2 separate regions of the Homo sapiens genome follow, and region 2 is linked to region 1. Evidence: chromatin loops called from intact Hi-C (ENCODE). Cell type or tissue: GM12878. All regions are shown on one strand.

Region 1 (2,500 bases):
ATTGTTACTATTATATTGCACGATATTATTAATATCCACCTTACATATGCCTCACCTAAGCCCATAGAAGCTGCTCAATAAATGCTTAATAAATGAGTAGTTAGAGAGAGATTTGGAAACGCTATTCCAGACAGTCATTATCTTACCTGGCTTCTTACAAGTCACATAGACGTAAAGGAAGAATTCAATGACATAGGTGATGACAGCTGCCCACCAGTTGATGACAAACATGACTGCACAGCACAAAACAGCTCCAAAAAGAGATACCCACATGTTGTAAATTCCATACGCAGGTCTCCATCCTGAAAACAAAATATGCAGAAGGAAAACTTCCACTCTACTATGATCATGGCACTGAATATTAGAAGAATGCAGGTAACATGCCTTTTTCCTGACATAAAGAATCAGAACTTTTAGGCCAAGTTCCAGAATCTGTGATTATTTTCCTATGGTCTTGGGTCCCTGGTCTATGAAGATGGTACTTACACCAAATAGAATGCTGTAAAGTTTAGGAAATGTTAAGCATCTGAAAAATATGCCATTCAGGACCCTCCATACTCCGTGCTCCCGACTGTCTTCCCAAACTTCCAAACCTTAAGCATCTAGTATCTATGCCATCAGGAGCTGAAAAGAGGCAGGAGGAATGGAAAGAGTGGGATCTACCAGGTGGGGAGGAGAAACTTCTTGGTTGTCAGAGAAAGAAAAAGAGAAAACAATGGGCTTTTTGCTCCCTTGGAGAAGGTGGAGTAGTCATCAAGGGTCAATCTGCTTGACTTCCTGGTAGCTTCCATTACCCTAAGAGGACAGTGCTTGCCCTTTCAGAAATAATAACTGATGAAAAAAGATGGAGAAATGGCTTTTTAAACTTAAGGGCTAGCAAAGGCTTCTTAAACCCAATGTGTTAATGTGTCATGCATTTTGCAATGAAAATATTTCTCACAGTGCGCACGTGCGTGGGAGTTTTCTGTGTTCTTTTAGTTCCCTGAAATGGAAGCAACTGGAAGACAGTATGGACAGGAGGGAAAAGCTCTGATACGAAGGGCACCTTTTGTTAATGAATGGGGTATGTTTTAAATTAGGAGTTGCCAAAACACAGCAGAACTTTTAAGTGTTTGGGAGCAATTTCCTAAATGGCCACAAGATGGACATAGCACTTCAAGAACATCATTGAAAATAGTCTTATTTTTCTCTGAGTCTGGCTTCCCGTCCGTGTGTGTGTGTGTGTGTGTGTGTGTGTGTGAGGCAGACATTTTCTGGGTTTGTGTATCCATGTGTCTTCCTCTATATGCTGTTCTATATTTTCCTGTCTCTCTCCTTCTTTCCCGTTCTCTTTTTTACTCTTTTCCCTGGCTGCCTCTATTATTTCACCTTATTTTTCAAAAGTGGCCATAACATGGCATGGAGTCACACATTTCTGTGTTAACAAAACACACAAAGAAACAAAAATACTCTGCTACTTTCTGTAGCCTAGTATTCGTTAGATTAAGATTGGTCTGCCATCTATATTTTGTCTTATTGGCAGCAAGTTTTTCCAAAGGAGGCTTAATATCTTGTCAGGCCCTCAATGAGTGGAAATGTGTTTATATATCCGGTAAAAGTTCTCAAGGTGGAGAACTTTCTGAAGGTAGATAATGACAACTCTCTATTCTGGTAGAAAGGCAGAAGAAACTGTAGTGGACAATGAAAGCAAAGAAGAGGTGAGGAGTGACTAGAAAGGGGAAGGTTCTTTGGTGTGAAATTTTGAACAGCTTTAAACCACAGCCCAAAGGGTGCACTGATGCCACCAGCATCAATGCAGCCTGTCTACATTGCCTCCACTCAGCAGGTAATTATGGGAACTACTCATCCTTCTCTTCTGCACCATGGGCAGGAAACAAATTTGATAGTAAGGAAGTTTCAAATATATAGATTAATTCCACTTCTGTGGTCACTTTCACCCTGGAAATAAATAGTGGTGTTTTTCTACTGCTGAAATAAGTGTGGTTTCTCTTGCAATGAATAATTTATTGCCACAGGAGAAAATTGACTTTCTGGTTGGTCAAAAAGGCCATTGCTCAAATGATTCTTTTTCTATTTCAAAACTCATCCCCAAACTCACCAAAATAAAGTGGATTACGCTTCCCACTAGGATATAAGGAAACATATAAACACAGATTGAACACTTTTCACTGATTTATTTCGTTTTATTGAGACAAACTAACTGTTTGCTTAGGCATATTTTAGTTTGGAAGTCAGCTTACCTGGAGATTTGGCATAAGAGGCATGGAAGCAGGAGAAATTAATAAGTGCATATGAGGCCAGGAAAAAGTTGGAGATGATGGGAGCAATGGTGTTCAGTTCCGCTGTAAAAGTAACAGAATTGAACATGTACGTATGAGTGATGAGACCAGGGGCTGAACAGCTGTTATAGCCTCGAAGCTTGAATTTATTTGGAAATTGAAAACATAGCGAGCATCTGTCAAAGTTTAAGAAGTTAGTCATTTTTCTTTGGGGATACATA
Region 2 (2,500 bases), 250 kb after region 1:
TGTTTACCCTGCGTAAACACCTTGCTGTTTAGCTTGGCATCCCTAGAAGCAGACCCTGAGGACAGTGGGAAAATGGATTATTAAGGAAGTGCTCCTGAGAGAAACCAGAAAGGGGGTGTAGGGAGCAAGGGAGGATAAGGAGAAGACTCCAGTAAGGATGAGATTACTCAAGTCCCATGGAAGACAGGTTAGCCTGATCCTGCAGGGGAGCCCTGGAGGGTAAGTTATACCTCACAGTCTGCCCCTGGCTTCCAAGCAAAGCAACTGGCTTCTTATTGTCTTACACTCATCGGCCTTTGACTGAGGGTCTTAGTGGGCAGGGTTGGGAAGCTATGTTGACCCAGACACTTCTGATCTTTGAAATGATATACAAACTGGTTCCGGTTGCCAGAAGGTGGGCTTCTGAAGAGAGTTGCCATGTGGTCCATTGGAAGCAAAAGCACCCAGAAGCCAGACACCAGGTGTACAGAAATAATTATAGAGCTCTGAGAGAATCTGGAAGAAGCACCAGCAGTGCCCACTCCATCTGCGATCTGTAAGGGGAATTTGAGATGGGTGGGAAGGGAATTGCAGGCATCAGTTATATAATAGCGTGAGAACACATCCTGAAGCATGACTACTGAAGGTATGTTTAGGGATGGGAGACTGGTTGGTGTGGCTACACTGCCTTATGTCTGGTAGGAAGTACAAACCTGAGAGAGGAGCTTGCAAAGGCAGGCTGAAGCATCAGATTGTGTGCTTTTATTTTGTTGTTTGTTTGTTTTGTAATTTGGTTCTTTTGATTGCAAGGAAACGAGATCCACTAGAAGGATCTCAAATAACAGATGGCTTATTTTAAAAATATATGTGCTTGGGAACCTAAGAAAGGCCTGGTCCCAGGAAGAGCAGGAAAAATAAGAAATAACAGATCTTGAGGAACTGAAACTTCAGAACAAGCAGGACTCATAGATCTTCACCCTAGTGAAGCCACTGCTATGGCTTCCTGTGTCTGCTCTAATCTGCTCTAACTCCACCTGGAGGGGTTTACTCTTTCCCCTTCTCCTCTGTGTGCTTTTGTCTATCTTGCTTTCTGCTGACTCATGCTTCTGCCTCCTTGTAACTCTTATTGCTGAAGCCCTCTTGGCCTCTTCTATAACCCAAGCCTTTTACTATCTTTAGTTTCACCTTCAGTTCCCCTTTCTACCCACCTCCTTCTTTCTGCATGTCTGACTTCAGATTTCCAGGATGAGGTGATTGGACCAGAAAGCGTTTTCTGATGGGCCACACACTCTGAGGTATAACTTACCCTCCAGGGTTACCCTGCAGGATGAGGCTAATCTGTACCCCATGGAACTTAAGTAGCGTAAGTTGCTGTCCAATGTATGAATGAAATTGTGTTCAGATACACAATGGTGGCCCAATTGGCTGTGCCTGGCAGAAGAAGCAGAGTCCTATAATATAACAGTCAACAGTCGCTAAGATTTGTTTAGCATTGTTCTAGGCATTTCACATATATTATTTCATTTAATCATCATCTCCATTTAGTCAACATTCATTTCTTCACCTCCATATTTATTTAATCATCCCATAAGTTTGTTCTATGATTACCTTCACTTAACAGATGAGGAAACTAAGTCTTAGCGGTTCACAAAACTAGTATGTGGTGAATTTCCTTCTACCAAGGGGTGTGAGTTGGTCAGCTTGGAAGGAGCTGTGGATGTGGCTGTACCCAGTATTGGCATGTCCAGTCAACAGCCTTGCTTCCACATGAAGAAGTTTGGAATATATCATCATTAAGCCATATGGTGGAATGAAATTTAAGGTTTGATCTGGTATCAGGCTTTGGGTAAAGAGTTGATTAAAAACTGTAGTGCTAAAAAAATACCCAACAATATATTTCTCCCCTTTCCTGCATAGTTTCTTCTACCAGCATCAGTTTTGACGTGTTTTGGGTGAGAATCAAGGGTCTTCAACAGCTGATGAAAAAAATCAGGAAGTCCACAAGCAGTGGCAATGGTCTTCATGAACAAAGGCTCTGTTTTTAGAGAAGTCTCTCTGTGTCTCCAGGCTGATGTGCAGGTCTGCCCTGGCCATGAGGGGCAGGTCAGGCTGGATGGATGAAGCTGAAGGAACTGTCGGCTACTCTTTAGGTGAAACAAAAGGTTTAAGGGACTCTGCAGGAACAGTGAGCCTGATTTATCTTGACAAACTGGAAACAAGGAACTGGATGGTTATATTTATTTAGGCTTTTTTTTTTTGGAATAAGATTCAGTACTATTACTTCTTGCTAAGAGGAAGAACCACAGGGAGAGGAGACTATTTTGGCTTAATCTTCCTCATATACAAAGGCTTAAGTTGGCCAGTGTAGCCTGAAGAAGTGCGCAGGAAGCCTGCTGGGGAGGAGGAGAGAAGGTAAACATGGACCCTACACCTGGCCTCTTATTGTGCTTCCCTGTCAGTGACTCAATGCACCATTTTCTTGCCAGAAACAAAAGAGATTCCGTGAGCACCTAGAGTCTAG

The links. Peaks named below come from ENCODE experiments on the same cell type or tissue, not always from the same donor. Only the 100,000 strongest peaks of a DNase experiment are listed, where the experiment ranks them.
Region 2: a loop joins it to region 1, with 3 times the contacts of the local background. A loop is called at or near these places in 3 of 110 quality-filtered maps.

Annotation. Positions count from the first base shown.
Region 1 is chr15:48,249,417-48,251,916 of GRCh38, reverse strand. SLC12A1 (solute carrier family 12 member 1) reads right to left here. Exons shown (of 27, transcript NM_000338.3): 14 at 2,241-2,342; 15 at 147-302. Among named protein-coding and RNA genes, the nearest start is that of SLC12A1, 44 kb to the right of the region's middle. RefSeq lists an enhancer at 1-691. In GM12878, a CTCF peak has its summit at 1,144 (motif pointing right); a DNase peak (open chromatin) is centred at 1,146.
Region 2 is chr15:48,000,427-48,002,926 of GRCh38, reverse strand. All of the region lies in intron 2 of LOC124900354 (a long non-coding RNA gene), which reads right to left. LOC102724553 (a long non-coding RNA gene) reads left to right here. Exons shown (of 3, transcript XR_001751520.2): 1 at 1-219. Among named protein-coding and RNA genes, the nearest start is that of SLC24A5, 120 kb to the left of the region's middle. RefSeq lists an enhancer at 1,048-1,197. In GM12878, no CTCF peak of the experiment used is centred here; a DNase peak (open chromatin) is centred at 1,056; H3K27ac peaks cover 1,441 bases.